2 separate regions of the Mus musculus genome follow, and region 2 is linked to region 1. Evidence: chromatin loops called from intact Hi-C (ENCODE). Cell type or tissue: left cerebral cortex. All regions are shown on one strand. Each heading gives the region's core, and the rest is flanking DNA. Links, peaks and the distances in the headings are about the cores only.

Evidence for each region. Peaks named below come from ENCODE experiments on the same cell type or tissue, not always from the same donor. Only the 100,000 strongest peaks of a DNase experiment are listed, where the experiment ranks them.
Region 2: it touches region 1 in a loop (2.8-fold over the local background); 1 of 42 quality-filtered maps calls a loop at or near these places.

What each region holds. Positions count from the first base shown.
Region 1 is chr8:94,698,949-94,707,304 of GRCm38, reverse strand. It overlaps n-TLcag5 (a tRNA gene), which reads right to left and starts at 3,674; the gene lies at 3,592-3,674. n-TLcag4 (a tRNA gene) reads left to right here and starts at 3,219; the gene lies at 3,219-3,301. In left cerebral cortex, for the core only: CTCF peaks have their summits at 3,101 (motif pointing left) and 4,268; DNase peaks (open chromatin) are centred at 2,698, 3,155, 3,749 and 4,280; H3K4me3 peaks cover 2,123 bases; H3K27ac peaks cover 2,515 bases.
Region 2 is chr8:94,381,897-94,390,252 of GRCm38, reverse strand. It overlaps Herpud1 (homocysteine-inducible, endoplasmic reticulum stress-inducible, ubiquitin-like domain member 1), which reads right to left and starts at 3,824. Exons shown (of 8, transcript NM_022331.2): 1 at 3,515-3,824; 2 at 820-897; 3 at 658-732. The coding sequence starts at 3,661. In left cerebral cortex, for the core only: no CTCF peak of the experiment used is centred there; DNase peaks (open chromatin) are centred at 2,730, 3,866 and 4,403; H3K4me3 peaks cover 2,891 bases; H3K27ac peaks cover 2,628 bases.

The sequences.
Region 1 (8,356 bases), core at 1,693-6,692:
CACAGTGGGGAGGAGGGGCAGGGTGACCTTGGAGGTCTCGGATAGATCTTGCCTCCTGTCTTAAAGACCTCTGCCTGCCTAGTCCACTTCATTATCAGACCTCCTGTCCCTCGGGGTGTCCGGCTTGCTTCCATGCAGTGACCGAGATGCCAGAATAGGGTCTTGGCACAGGTTTAGCTCTGGTGCCTGATGGCTTCTGACCTCTTCTGTCAGCCAAAGAAAGCAGACCCTGAGTACAAAAGCTTGGCCAGGCCACTGGGACAGCCATGCTGGGAAAAACCTCCCTATTCTTTCAGTCGCCTCCAATAATGAAAACAGTTCTAAAAATAGCCCTCCCAGGTCCAACCTGGCCATGACTCAGCAAGCTCTCATCCTTCAGAGTTTCTTCTCAGTGGGAAGAGACCCTGGGTGAGGCCGAGGCATCATAGGGTTTAGCGGGTAAAGACCCAAGGCTCTCCCTTGGGAGTCAGGCCTAGTGGTTCCTTCATGTAATCCCAACACAACTGGGGGCTGAGGCAGGAGAATTGCTGTGATTCGGGGACCAGTATAATTTACAGAATCAGATCTCTGTAAAAATAAAAAAAATTAAGCTAGTATTGTTACGCTAAAGAAAATCTGTTTTGCCATCTCCATGTTAATTACTGAAGTGGAGGGGCTGGAGAGATGGCTCAGCAGTTAAGACCGAGAAGAGACTGCCTAAGAGAACATCTAGCTTGGCAGTAGGCCACAGCATTCCTGAGGAAGCCTTTTTATTTTTCTCTTAATTATACATATGCACACGTTGGGGCCCTTGGAGGTCAGAAGAGGGTGTGGCATCTCCTGGAGCTGCAGATGTGGGTGTTGGGTACCAAATTCAGATACTCTAGAATAACAGAAAGCGCTCTTCACCACTGAGACATCTCTCCAGCCCCAACCCCACCTCCCAGGAGGGAGCTTTGATGCAGATGAATCAAATCCATTTATTAGCTGCCTGACTATCAGTGAGTTACTTGCCTCTCTAAGCTCCATTCTCTGCATCTGTCAAATAAGTGTAAATATACATATCATTGTGGTGCTGTTAGGATGGTGACGTCCATGGTGGCATTTGCTAAAACTCTGTTTCCTGCCACCCTTTCCTCTGGACAACAGTGCATCAAAAGCTGGTGTCATGGAAATGCAAGGAGTCCACCTCTCCGGGCCCTTGGCTGGATAATCACCAGGTACTGACCAGAGCTCAGTACGTCAAGAGCCACACAGGGACTTCCCCTGCTCTGATGGGCTTTCCGGGTCAGCCCCGGGACTTTCCTCCAAGCTGGGCAATGGCCTAAGCCAGGAGGCAGAGGCGAAGCTCTCCCTGTGGCTGGTGTGGCTCTTCAGGCTTCTGATTTAAGGAAAGAAGGTAATTTTGGCTTGGGCAGTCCAGGTTGGAATGAGGCACTGAGAAGCCTCCTCTGGGCCAGAAAGCAGTCACCTAAAACACGTACCAGGGGTGGCAGAGGAAGTGGCCGACCCTGGCCAGCGAGGCCCCTCTGTCCCGGCAGCTGCAGCAGGCTAATCTGTGTTCCAGACATGCCTTTCTCTGTCTGGTCTGTGCCCAGGAATGCTGGGGTTACTAAAGATGAGGTGATCCAAATGTGCTGGGCCCCCCACACCCAGGAGGACCTTGAGCAACTATGATTGAAGGAACAACTTCAACATCTGCCTGGAAGCCCCTGTCTCCTAATGGAAATGAGAACTCTGGCCCCTCCAAGGTCTCTGTGACTTCCTGCCTCTCTCTATTGACATCTTCTACAGTCCGGTGGTAGGGCCTGTCTGCTCTACAACTAGAACACAGCCTGTGCTCTCTCGGTTTGCTAGACCTGCCATCTTCCAGCCTGGCTCACCTCCCCAGACTCTCTGACTCCCACCTATTTCTCCATGAACAATTAAAGGGCTCCTTCTAAGGGGCCACCAGGACCTGCCCCAATCCCGCTTAAGACACTCTGGTGATACACTACAGACAAGGTAAAGCTAAAGTCCTTTCTCTAACACCCAGCCTGGTGTAACGATGCAAACTTAAGCCTCCTTCACTCTAATCTCAGTGTCTTGCTGACTTTGACATGCCACCTTTCCTACCAAGAGCACAGTTCTCTCTGCCTGAGAACCTTCGCATTTACTGGGTCTCTCATCAAATGTTCCTCCTCTCCCCATCAACACTGATTTTGTTTGCCTATATCCTTTTGAACTCACTGAAACCTTATCAAGCCTTTTGTACCAATGTCTGTAAAACCTCTAGCCATTCTTTATTGTTTTTCTCTCCCATCAATGTATTTTCTAACCATTCTTAATCATTTTTGGTTTGACACAGGATTTAGCCTGGAATTCACTATGTAGACTAGAACTCACACAGAGATCAACCTGCTTCTGCCTCCTGAGTGATGAGATTAAAAGCACGTATGGCTCTTAGTCGTTATTTTTTTGTTTGTTTTTATTTACCATCGTTATTATTGTGGGCACGGTATGCCATCCTTATTTATACCTTTGGAAATAACATGAGGAACAGCTTCTTTTGGGCTGAGGTTTTCTGTTTCCGTGAGCAAGTCTGAGGTTTGAGAAGGGGGCGAGAAGGAACAGAAAAAGGCAAGGGGCGGAGAGGAGCGATGAGTCACGAAATAACTGAAAGCGAGACGGCGCGGGGATAGGGGGCATCTGACCTGCATACTATTGTGTGTCAGGCACTGTGTGGGCACTGAAGACACGGCCAAAACCCGGATCAGACCGTGTCGCTGCGGGATTCATCTAAGCTAGAGTCTGAAACAAACCAGTAACCCTGCAAATGGGTCGCTGAGGTTTTGATCACCTTTAGGCAAGGGGACCAGGATTTTATGACGTCAACCGGGTCAGGGTAGCAAAGGCTAAGCACCGTTAGCTGCCGCGAATATACGGACCTGATTGCCACGTACCATAAAGACACGAAGGTGGGGATGCAAAAAAAAAAAAAAAAAAAAAAAGCAAGGATGCTGGCAGATCCGCAGGAAACAAGGATGAAGGGCACAGTTTCTGCATTCATTTAAAAGAAACTGCAGGTCTGGCGCCTTCTGAGTTTTCTAGCGAGTGGCGAGTGCCACCTGCCGGTCATTCGTAGTATTACATAGGGTGCTTGCTCCGCCCAGTGCAAAAAATCCCAGAAGCTACTTCATTACGCATGCGCACATTGAGAGGCTTACAAAGAGGACTGACTAGGCGCTCTGTTTCCAGTTGTCAGGATGGCCGAGCGGTCTAAGGCGCTGCGTTCAGGTCGCAGTCTCCCCTGGAGGCGTGGGTTCGAATCCCACTTCTGACAAGTTGCTCTTTTCTTCATAATTCAATTTATACATAAAGTGAATTAGGTAATAATTATCGACTCTTCATAATATACTCCTCTTCGTCGTTTTAAATGCTATTGTATACTTTTTAAAACTATCTTCTTACTACCTATTTCTTTGATTTGAAACTGTAAAAAGAATTCCAGGAGCGGGGGAGGGAGAGAATGATTATTCCCACTCTGGTGTCTCAAGCGCAGGTCTAGTTTTCAAATTTGCTTTTAATTTTTAGAGAGAATTACTGGAGGGGGAAAAAAAAAAACAGGAATTCTGTCAGAAGTGGGATTCGAACCCACGCCTCCAGGGGAGACTGCGACCTGAACGCAGCGCCTTAGACCGCTCGGCCATCCTGACATGAGAGTTGGTCCTTTTCATGTTCATTTTAGTTATTGGCACTCTGTAACACCACCGCTGCCACGCCACCACCACTACCCTACCCCACCATCACCCCGGTCGCACAGACACATGCTTGCTTGGCATCTACAGCCAGCGTTTCTCCTGCTTTGTGCAATGCAATGTCTACAGTCCAGTCTACCCAGGGTTTAAAAATCACCGGTTAGTAGCAGGGCGTGGCGAGCTTCATCTGTAATTCTAGCACGCAGTAATCTAAAGCAGAAAAATCGCCTCGAGTTCCAGACCAGCCTTTGCTATGGAGTTAGGCTCGATCTCAAATAAAATAAAATATTTTTTAAAAATAAATTAAAAACCCTAAATAAACAACAAGAAACACATACAGTGTTAACAAGACTCCCCCTCTTTCAAACGGACCTGTAGCTGTTTTCACTGGAAATGTCGCCAAAAACCTGTTTCTCTCACATTCTATAGAGAAGAACTATAGATGTAAATACAAGGACGAGCTACAGTTAACTGAATTCTAGACGACCCCCGGCTCCGCGCCACAGGATGCCCGAGGCGTCTTAGTAAGACAGACTGGCTGGAGATGGCCTGCCGGCAGGGGATGCTGTGAGCACAGCCATCGGCTTCAGAGAAAATGGAGATCTTAGGGAGAGAACTGTCGTCTGCCTTCAAAGCCCTGAAGGTGCCATCAGTCCTTGAGCCCTGGCTGGAGGATGTTGGTTTGTAAGGGCGTTGGAGGGTTAACGTAATGGGGCATCTGAGTAGATAGCCCGGTCACCAGAGACATTCACGACCAAGCTGGCCAGTCGCCCAGTAGAGAGGTGTTTTATTGCTGCTGTCAAAGTACCAAGCTTGTTTGTGTGGCTGGTTGGTTGATGGCTTTTGACCAGAATCTTGCTATGTCGTTCAGATTATCCTGGAACTTGCTATCCTCCTGTCTCAGCCTTCTGAATGCTACAACTATATACAGACATGTAAGTCACAGAGCCTAGTTTAATCCTAATTTTTTCAAGCCCCGCCCCCACCCACCCCCCCACTTCCTGCTATTTTCCACCATCAGTAAACAAGAGTTTCTACTTCATATTCTTTTGCCTCCCAGTTGAATTTGTGGTGAGACATATTCTGTTGTTGGTGTTTGTAGAGCTTTGTTGTTTTTTGAATCTATTGTTGTGTTGGAGTTGTGTGTGTGTGTGACTTTTTTTTTTTAATTTGTTTTTCTTTTTGGAACAGGGTCTCACATAGCCCAGGATGGCCTCAGAATCGTTAAGTAGTCGATGATGTCTTTGAACTCCATTCACTTAGGGTTACCCAGCCAGGACCGAACTCATGCTAAGCAAGTACTCTACCAACCTAGCTAGCTAGCTACAGCCTTCTCCTACAGATACATTATTGTCTCCTCTTCTCTTCTCTTCTCTTCTCTTCTCTTCTCTTCTCTTCTCTTCTCTTCTCTTCTCTTCTCCTCTCCTCTTCCTCTTCCTCTTCCTCTTCCTCTTCCTCTTCCTCTCCTCTCCTCCCCTCCCCTCTCCCCTCCTCTCTTTCCTTCCTTCCTTCCTTCCTTCCTTCCTTCCTTCCTTCCTTCCTTCGTTTTCTTCCTTCCTTTGTTTCTACCTTTCTTTCTTTCTTTCTTCCTTTCTTTTATTTTGTTTGTAAATGCATATTTAAGTCCTGGCTACATGAAAAAACTTTGTCTCCCAACAAAAATCCCAGCACTTGGGAAGCAGAGGCAGAGTTCAAGAGTTCAAGGCCAGCCTGGTCTACTGAGCTAGATCTTGGACAGCCAAGACCACACAGAGAAACGGGGGGGGGGGGGGGGGACGACGGGGGGGGGGGGGACGACGACACGGGACACACAGAAACACCAAAACAAGCAAAAAGTAACTTCTCAAAGTAAACTGTTTCTCAATTTAAAACCCATAATCGCAGCCATTAAGAGGTAAAGAACGGAGAATTAGGAGTTCAAGATTTTCCACCACTACAGAGTGAGTTTAAGATTAGCCTGGGCTACATGAGACATTATCTTTAAAAACGAACGAAAGGAAGGAAGGAAGGAAGGAAGGAAGGAAGGAAGGAAGGAAGGAAGGAAAAAGAGAAGAGAAGAAAAGAGGAAAAGAAAAAAGAAAAGAAGAGAAAAGAAAAGAAGAGAAGAGAAAAGAAAAGAACACCCCAGCATGAGGCTGGCTGGAAGTCAGTGTTAGCCTGTGGTAGGGTGACGAAGGACTAGTTAGTTACCCAAGGAGTTGGTTGTCATGCAGCAAGTCAAAGAGAGTGAAGCTCCTCTCCAAGTTTCCAAATTTCACCATGGAGGGGGGGGGGGGGGGAAGGTGGCTCAGTGGGAAACAATTTGATGTGCGAGTGTGAGGTGCTGTTTTAATACCAAGAACCTGGGCAAGCCTGTCTTGCTGCCTTAGGCACTACATCCAAGTGGCTCATAATTTTAAAAAATTCAGTATGTACACTAACCTCATTTTTGTTAAAGTAGATGAAAGGTTTTAAAAAAAATAAATGCATACAAGTGTCTTTATTTCTACACAGCTACACCAGTGAAAATTAAAAAACAAACAACAAAAAAAAAAAAAGAAAGAAAAAGATCTGAGAAAATTCATTCAAGTCTTAACAGCCATTTATTAAAGGGCACACCTGGGTCTGCAGAGGGGGCTGTGACTGGCAACAAACCATGAACGAATGAATTAATAATTAATAGTTAAATTGGAAAGAGTCAACCCCACACCACTAGCACAAGTGTGAGACTGTCAGTATATGTGCTAGCAGGAAACTTGGAAGTCTATAGGAAGAGTCATGTACGTTTCTTAGAACTAAAATCTAACTTAATGAAAATAGTGTTATTACCCATCTCTCAACACTCTTAGTTTGTCTTCTTGGTTTTGTTGAGTGTGGGTGGTGTATGGGGCAGACAGTTGAGGGTACAGGTGACCCTGCCCATAGGGACATGCGGGGAGGCCTGAGCAGAACACCTACTTCCTCTTCTATTAATCTCTGCCTTGTTGTTTTGAGACGGGCTCTCTCGATGAACCAAAGCTCATTTCTGGGGCTGGAGAGATAACTCAGCAGGTAAGAGCACTGAGTGCTCTTCCAGAGGTCCTGAGTTCAAATCCCAGCAACCACATGGTGGCTCACAACCATCTGTAATGGGATCTGATGCCCTCTTCTGTTGTGTCTGAAGACAGCTACAGTGTACTCACATACAATAAATAAATAAATAAATAAATAAATAAATAAATAAATAAATAAATAAAATCTAAAAAAAAACCCAAACCACTTATTTCTGGGTCAGCCCAATGACCTCTAGGGATCTGCCTTCTCTAATCCCCTAGTTTTGAAGTCATGGTCACTGATAGCCAGGCCCAGCTTTTGACCTGGATGCAAAGAATTCGAATCCAAGTCCTCATGTCTGCATAGTTAGTGCCTTATTCCCAGGTCTTGATGTTTTTTGTTTTTTAAAGATAATCTATTTTAATTAACCAATTCATTAGGGTTTTGTTGTTGTTATGAGTGTTTTTTGACTCTTTCTCTTTGTAGCCCTGGCTGTCCTGGAACTCACTATGTAGACCAGACTGGCAGAGAGCTTCCTGCCTCTGCCTCCTGAGCGCTCGAGTTAAAGGCTTGGGTCGCTATTCCTGGCCCTGCTGACATTTTGGAAACAAGGTTTTTCTATGTAGGCAAGGCTGGCCTGGAACTTAGGTTAATTCTCCTGCCTGTGTCTTTCAAGCAGTTGGGAATACAGGCCTTATACCACTAGGCCTGGCTCCTGGACTGATGTCCAACTGCTCTGTGAAGAATCCTAGTGGCCCTCCGATCCTGACAGGCTCGGAGTAGGGCTTTCACCAGACTAGAGACCTGTGCAGAACTAAACAGGGAACGCGCGGCTGGCCACAGGTGCTCTGAGGCCATCCCTGGGAAGAGCTGTCGAATCGATTCCCCACTCACAGCTGCCCGTCTGTCCCTGCTGTGCATTCCGACAATGCAGAGCTCTTCGTGGCCTCATCTGTGTGGATCTTGGTGGGTAGCTGGTTCTAGCCTCACTCTGATCGCCTCCTACACGTTCTGGCAGCTGCCCCAGTGCTCGGCTGGCTCTGCGATGCCATTTGAAAGGAATGAGAGTGGGATTAGCTAAACGACAGAATTCAACCCAACGGCAGAACAAAAACACACTACTGTTTCCGAATCTGCCCCCCCCCCCCAACAGTCTCCTGATTGTTCTATGTCATACATAATAAAGTTACGGGCCCACCCCAGCTTTGTTCTGAGCTTGGTCTCTGGGTTACAGTTTTCCTGCTACTGAAATGCACTGTTCACTTGCAAAGTAGCTGCTTTTGGTATGTGTGTGTGTTCAGGAGAAAGAAACAGAGACAGAGAGACATAGAGGTGTGTGTGTGGGGGGGGGGGGCTGTCCCCAAGTACACTGGGTTAAACCAGCATCAACCAGCCCTTCTGTCAAAGTCCCAAGATCCTAAAACCCTCCTGTCTTGTTCTTTGTTTTTTGAGACCGTTTGCCACCAGGTAAGTGAGAGTGGTCTCCTGGTCCTCAGGTCACAGGCTTGCACCACCCAACCAGTTAAAAACCCTGCAAACGTCATTTTGGAGGACTAAATAACGGCTATCCAGTGATACTCCAAAAATATGTGGAGTTATCTTATAAAGGAAAGGGATAGCTGGGCAGT
Region 2 (8,356 bases), core at 1,666-6,665, 320 kb after region 1:
AAGTGAAATACAAATTTAAGTCAAATACCACGCTAGAATATGGAGAGTGCACATATAAGCAACTACTGTCAAGAAAAGCAAATGTGTTTTATTGTCAAACCAAAGTCTTTAGAGATCATGTAATGAAGACTGTGGTCTTTCCCTACCCAAGTCATCCTGACAGAAATTTCTACAGGAAATATGTTTACTTCTCTACTCCTTATAAAATTCATGTTCCTAGCCAGGTGGGTGTGACACAGGCCTGTAACCTCAGCACTCAGGAGGCAGAGGCAGGCTGATCTTTGGGAATCTGAAGCCAGCCTGATCTACAGAGCGAGTTCCAGGACAGCCAGGGCTACATAGAGAGACACTGTCTTGAAAATAAACAAAGTTCCTTAGGGAAATGTGTTCATTTCTATAAACCCCACTTTCACGTGCCATTCTGGCGCTGTGTTCTGGGCACACAGCAAGCTCAGGTCAGGGGACTGCCTTTGCTTTTGCACATGGCACGCAAACAGCAGTCTGCTCAGCCCTCAGTGTGCTGAGAGCACAGCCTCTGAGACCTGGCATGCCTTGGGGAGATGCGATCAAGTCTCTCTTCGGTTTTACTCGACTTCCTTTCTCCCTCCCTTGAGAATCAGAGACACAAGTAGCTATTATCATAAAAAGATGCCATACCTTTGTGCTGGTTTCTGGCATTTTGGAGGGATTCTTCACATTGCACACAAGGTGCAAAACATGTCGCTTTTCCTGCTGATGTAACAAGAGACACCTCAGAGCCTGACTTCAAACACAAGCGCCCGACCCCACCCCAAAGCAAGAGCTAAGGGCTACAAATACCTTTGGAAGCAAATCTTGGAGACACTGGTGATCCAACAGCAGCTTCCCAGAATAAATTAACCTCTGGTCCTCTGGACGCTGATTGTAAAAGGAAAGAAAAGCACACATCAGCTTAGATTCGAACAAGTTTTTTTCCCCCCGCCACCACGGGAAGACCTTTTTTTTTTTTTTTTTAAGAAAAATTCTCATATATAAAACGTTTATTTAGGAAGTGCTTGACTTTAATCTCAAATATGCAAATAAATTTGGGAGGCAAATAACCCCCTAGCTCGTAAAAACTATGCCACACACTTTACTTCTTATTCACAGGGAAACTTCTTTCTGCTACTAAAAACACAAATTGTATTTCGTGCTTTGGCAGCAATGAACTCTAAAGCCAGAGAAAACTCAATTTACTTTTGGTCAGTCTTCTTCCATGCCACCCGATATTACCTGCTGCTAGAATCAAGAGTCCAACCCATATATTCTCCTCTATACCAGTGACTTTAAGGACACGGAGTCCATATGCCTTTATATAATTCTCATCTCTAAAATCAATTTTTAAATTTCTCCTAAGCCATATTTTTAAAAGTATGTCCTTAAAAGCAATGGCCTCAAATAATGGCTACCACCCCACAGGTCACCAGCCTGCACAACAGAATAACCCACTAAGCAAAACTTGGAATTAAGATGTTCCTTCCAAACAGCCTGAAATAAAAATTAAATTAAATTTTAAAAAAACCTGGGCTCATATCTAGACTCTCAGCACAAGGGTAACTGAGGCAGAAGTTTGAGGCCATCCCGGGATATGAATGAGCTGCAAGCAAATCTGGCTAGAGAGGCCCTATCTCAAAACGCTGCTCCCCAAAAGACCAGGAAAACTGTATCCACCTAGGCATGGTGGCACATGCCCACAAGCCTGGCACATGGTGAGGTAGAGGCAGAAAGAACAAGAGTTTATGGCCAGCCTCAGACTATTAGGAAGCCTTCATCTTCTTATCAACATCCATTAGGACTTTTGACACTACACCTAAAACACATATTGGATGCTGTGTTCCATGTTGTTTGGACTGCTTTACTGACAAATGCTGTGCACACCAATTTGCAAAATGCTGTTCTAAATGTGAAGCCAACCACCAGCAAATGGTAAAAACCAAACTGACCCTCTGTCCTCACCTGGAAGGCCAATTTGAAAATAAAATGTTAAGCAAATAACTATTATAAACTTTTATCATCACCCAATGATAAGTACTACTACAGAAAAAAAAAAAAAAAAAAAAAACCATGAACATGCCTTCTTCTTTAATTACTGAGAGACTCACACTATGTATAGCCCAGTCTGCAAGACATGCTCCTCCTGCTTTGGCCTCTCCAGTGACATATTACAGAAGCGCACCACTGCGTCCATTCCCGGTATTTTTGTAAGGTACAGATTTGTACACCCAGGAGACCTACTGGTATTTACCAGCTTAGGTCTTCAAATCCAAGGGGCCCAATGTTCCTCACCTGAGGAAAACAGGCCTCAAAACAGCTTTTACAAATGATGCAACCTGACCCGACAGGAGCATCATTTATGCACCTAACTGCCACCTCCCAACAAGAACACCTGGTTTCTTGAAAACAACCACGGAGATCCTACACACTGCCCCGACCAGTTCCAGGGGCTTAGACGCTTACACCCAAAGTGATAAAGTTCCTCGCCAATTCTAAAAGGAAAAGCCTTGTTTACTTTCCCGACAACTCGGAACAAAAACAAACTGAAACCCACGCGCCACTGCCGGTTGGAGCTCTAAGGCCACTGTTCAAAGTCCCCATCTGCAGCCACCCGATTGCCCTCTCCTGTCGGATCCAGAACTGTACTCGTGGACACTTACATAACATCAGAGAACAAAGTAAATACAGGAAGGTCCAGCGCACAGCCTCCGTCACGTGGCAGGGACCGGAGGGGTGGGCGGGGCTAGGGAGCTGTTGACAGATGTGTCAACCAAAGGGGGAGGGGGAGGGGTGGGGAACCCCACGGAACAAGAAAGTCTCCTAACTGACCCACGGTTGTCGTCAAATCAGACTCAGGGCTACTCCAGCTGCTGGCTTCCTTTCTCAGTCATCCTTCGCTAGAAAGTTAAGGGGGCTCCTCCCCGAGACTAAGTGCGGCGCGACAGGGAGGGGCGGTCAACGGAAGGCTGCAGGAGAAGAGCCATGTCTAGCCTATGGGCGTGGGACCTTCAGAAGTTGGTGACTGGGCACGCACCCCACCCTCTAGCCAATGGCCCAATCTGGCACATATACTGTCTGTCCTCGGTACACCCAGAAGTCTCGTTTGGCAACATTTACTTTTCTTATTTCTACCCATCAGATGCAAGCCGAACTGGGAACACCCAGTCAGTCACCTAGTAGTTTGTGGAGGGTCACTGGGACTCGGATGGGGAAATGACTCATTAAGGTCAAATTACTGTTTCCCTGGGAGGATGAGGAGAGGGTACAGGGACGTGGGGCAGATGTGTGACAGCCTTGGGAGTTAGGTGTAATGGGAGGTGAAGAGATGAGGGGCTAGAAGAGGGCAAGCGCGGACTGGTGGAGGCCCAGAAGAGATGACAAGCGCTAGGGCGAGCAGAGGGGCACAGGAGACGGTTGGGCAGGAAGGAGACTCGCGCCCTGTGGTGTGTGACAGGTGAGTTCAGGCAACCCTGCAGGCGTGGCACCCCGGGGTCCCACTCACCGGGCGCTCGGGGTAGACTCGGCTCAGGTGGGCCTTGAGGCGACTCACACTCCAACTGCGGTCGCCACTCAGCTCCAAGTCGCGGTGGCGCTGATTGGGACTCTTCACCAGCAGCGTGACCGGCTCGGGCTGTGGCTCGGGCTCCATGTCTGCGTCGCTGGCGGCTCGACTGCGCTCAGGGATGCCGAACGGGCGGCGACGCAGCCGTCTGAGACCACACAACGACACTTGGCGTCTTTGGGACACGCGCCCCCGTCTCGGGTACCTTTTATGGGCGCCCCGTGCCAGGGCTCCGCAGATAGCGCTCTCTGTGGCTGCCATCCATTGGCTGAGACAGAGGTCAGTGTCCAACGTGGCCCAATCAGCGCCCGGAGAAAGGCGGCGGAGAGGCGGGCTAAGCGCGGGGGTGCGGGCTGATGCAACCCGCCGTGGTTGCGTCATCCTGAGTCCCGACAGCGGCGCGGGAGCGGGTCTTCGGCGGCCATGTCAGGGTGCCCTCTGGGGCGCTGGTCCTGTTCAGGCTCCTTAGCGCGGGATGCGTGCGGTGCCTGAGCCTGGCGGCCTGCCTGACTCCCAAGATCAGCAGGCTCTGCAAATTGTGCCCTCACAAAGCGGCCCTCCGCCCTTTCTGACCCCAGGCGCCTGGGCATACGTCTGTCCGCTTGCATTTTCCCTGGTGGCTGCGCAGCCTGGCATCCAGGGAAGCCTTACGAACTAACCAGGCCTTAGAAGCGAAGAGAAACCAGGCCTGTGTTGCTCTGAGCTGAGAGGATGAAGGATTCGGGCACTTTCCAATGTGCCTGCAGCAAATTTAACGATGCATCAAGTGTGGAACATACCCCTTATAGTAATGGCACTAAGTGCCTCTTGATTGACAAACCCTCTAGGAGACACTGGAAAGGGTCATCATTTATGAACTAACAACATCTGCTGCTTTTAAATTGGGGTTGCGACAAGCACAGCAGTGGTCTCAGATACCTGAAATCTGACCAGAGGCAGTGCTCCAGTGTTTCCTCTGAGTTTGAAAAACAAAACTGGCATTGCTCCGGCCCATCTTTGTCCCAATCCTGTTGGGATACCTGGGTTTTCAGCCATGTCCAGAGCTTACAGAGGTCAGAGAGGTGATAGGAGAGTCCTGTTCGGGAGATGGTTATGTGAGTTTGTCACACAACCATAAGAAAGTGTCGTAAACTGGAGGCTCGAGCAACAGAAGTTTATTTTGAAGCTGTAGAGGCTGGAAGTCTGCGACCAGGGGTTAGGGCAGCATTGCTTTCTTTGGGGGCAGAATCTGTACCACTCTCCTAAGTTCTGCAGGTTTGCTAACTGTCCTTGGGACTTCTTAGCTTTGGGGAGTATTTTTCCAATCTCGAGCTTTCCGATCACATGGCATTCTCCGGGTGTGCACCTGTGTGCGTGCACATACACGGGTGTGAGTGTATCTGCATCATCTTTATGCGTATCTCTGTCCAGTCTCTCCCCTGCCCCCTTTATAAGGGTATCATTCGCATTGTCGTGGCTAAAGACCTCATCTTAACGATTATCTTTCACAAAGATATTTCTAAATGCCATCACATTCTGGGGCTGAGACGTCAGCGTCTCTCTGGAGGACACCCTGCACCTCACCGCAGCGGCATTTGCCAGTGGTCCACCAGGGACACGCCGCAGAACCTCAGCTGCTTTCCTTCCCAGGTTTTATGTTGAAGACCACTGAGGCCAGTGTGGTGTTACAACATAAAGGCCTGCATCAGGAGGCAGAAGCAGGCAGATCTTCAGAAACTAAAGGGCAGCTAGGAGGGCTCTGTCCCTTTGCATGAAGACTGGCCCCCCAGGGCATGTGATCTCTGCCACAGTGATCTTCACATTTGACTTAATACCCTGTTGTTTCTCTCTTAAAATTATTTTTGAAGATTTATGCTATTTGCGCGTGTGTATGTATCCCTGTGCCTGTATGTAGGCACAATGGTGCAGAGACCAGAAAAGAGTTTCCGACCGAGGTTCTCCTCCACATTTCCTTTGAGGCAGGGTCTCTCCCTGAACCTGGGGCTACTGCTTTCTCAGCGAGCCTGGAAGTGGCAAGCACCAGCAATCCTCCTGTCTCTCCACCACTCAGAGCTGGAATCACAGACGTTTGCAAGGGATGCCCAGTTTGTCCTGTGGGCGCTGGGATCTAAACTCTAGTCCTCAGGATTTTGAAAACGTGAGCCAACCCCCTGAGCCACCTCTCCCACTCCACCTTCTCTCTAAGACTCCCTTCATAGGACTAATACTTTCATTTTGCTCTGGGCCCCAGAAAGTTTGAAGCTTTCCCTACCTGATTCTTCTGAATGGGAAAACATAGCTAATTATGATATCGTAGGCTCGCTGGCTAGGAACTGCAAGTCGGGGAAGATTAGATAAGACAAGCAGAGACCTTGGGGAGACAGCTTCGAGAGACACGGGCCTCACTGGGCAAATGAAGTGTGCCTACAGAAAGCTTTCCCCTTGCCTTCAGGGACAAACCTCAGCATCCCTAAGAGAGCTTGTCCATTTCCACGAAGTACTACTGGGAAAGGATGGGCTTGGAATATCACTTGATGGTACCAGGCTTGTCTAACATTCATGAGGTTCTTGGTTTGAGCCTCAGTAGTGGAGGGGGGGTTGCTGGGGGGGGTTCTGTGTTGTTGACTTTACCTTCCCTCCCCCCAAGAAGAAAAGCACATCCAATTTGTTTCTGTCTTAAATTTTATCTCCCTGTGAAACAGCCCTCTCTGAAGGCTGGATTCTGCTTACAGTGTGTTTTGAAAAACACTTAATTTAGCTCAATAAATTGCCAAGGATAGAAAGATAAGCGTGATGTGACCTTGCTCTTCCTGGCCCTACAATTCCAAGGGGCAACAGCCATGGGACAGTGATAATAGAAATACAAAAGAGAATGCAAAAGCCTCAGGGTTTTTGTTTTGAATGCAGGGACTCCCCGTGTAGCCCAGACTGGTCTTGAACTTGTGATCCTTCAGCCTCAGCTTCTTAGGGTTAAAAGAGTGTGTGTGTGTGTGTGTGTGTGTGTGTGTGTGTCCGTGTCTGTGCATCTATGCGTCTGTCTGTGTATACTCATTCATGTATATGAACATGGATATGTGCCTGCCACAGCACTTATGTCAGAGGACAACCTCAGAGGATGGTCCTCACCTTCCACCTCCTTTAAGACAGGGTCTCTTGGTTCTTTCTTTGTTTCTGATGCTTCCAGGGATTTTTCTGTTTCTGCTTCCCATCTCTCCACGGGAGCACTGGGATTACAGAGACCAGATACAGCATCTGGCTTTATTAGAGTTCTGAGGATTCAAGCTCAGGTCCTTGTGCTTGAGGGGCAAGTACCTTACCTTCTGAGCCATCAACTCATTTTTGGAGGAGCTATGATTCCTCCAATTATATATATTATACATATGTGTATATATCACATATATATTACATAATATATATTGTTATATATGTCATATAATATAATATATAATAACATATAAATGTTATATATAACAATTAGCGGTTAATATCTATGGGACTAGTCAACTTTATACAGAATTTGTATAGGGGGTGGGGTATACCTCTGTGGTTAAACTAATGAGCCAAACTGCCTGTCTTCAAGCCCAACTTCTGCCACTAATCGTGTGGCCTTAGGAAGTTACTTAGCCTTTCCGTACCTAATTTTTCTTAGCTACTTAATTTTAATTATTAAAATTTCATACCACGACTGTGAGGCTGACACAGGATGCCATCATTGGGTTCTGGAGACAGACAGAGCCCAGTATCTGGTGAGGGCTCAGTGAATACTAACCATCAGTATTTGGAGAGCAGCAGTGACTCCAGCTGATTGGTTCTGAAACCAAAGTCACCCAGTGGATTCTTCTTCGAAGGGATGCCAGGATTTGAAAGTTTGCCTCCTCCAAACTCATCTTGAAACTTTAATTGCCATCGGAGGATATTGAGAGGTGCGGCTCTTAAGATCTGATTATGCCGTGATGTGAACTGACCGGACTCGATGATCACAGGTGTGGGTTCCTTCTCTCACTGTGGGCTCACACCCTCCCATGCTTATCTTGCTCCCCTCTTCTCCCTCCTCCCCTTCCATGAGAGGTAACTGAGAGAAGACTCCTGCCAGATACTGTCACCTATGTTGGGCAGAGTTGCTGTGACACTGGAGCAATTAGAGATGTTACAGGCAACCCTCTGATTGGACTGGTCTGTCCTAGTGTGCGGCTGCAGATCACTGGACAGCAGAGCCAGGAGTGGCCGGCAAAAAAAACCCTCATCTTTTTAAAAAGTTGTGTCAGGAGCCAAGCATAGTAGTACACACCCATAACCCCAGTGTTTGAGAAGCTGAAGAAAGAAGATCACCTGTCCAAGGCCAACTTGGCTACAAAACAATACCCTGTTTTCAAAATGGAAGCAAAACCCAAGTATTATGTGTCTGTACTGAACTGTGTGGAACCTTTTGTCATCATTCCCTAGACAATTTCTGTGACCTCATACTGTTAACTAATCTAGAGATGACTGCCAGTCCCCAGGAGGATGTGTGAAGGTTCTGTACAGGTGTTTGTCAATTGTGTGAAGGACTGGAACGTCCACCGATTTCAGTACAAGGAACCCTGAAACGAATTCTCCATGGGTCCCAATGGCTAGTGTAGGTCCCCAGGTATGCATCCCCATTCCATTCAGGATGGGGAACTCAAGGATGCAAAAGTATCCTAGGATGACAGGAAATGGTAGCTCCCTTGGGAGGACACAGGGCAGTGGGCATGGGCTTGAGTGGGGTACAGTTATGGTCCCGGTTGTCCTGGTTCATCAAGACTCATTGTGAGTCTCTCTGCC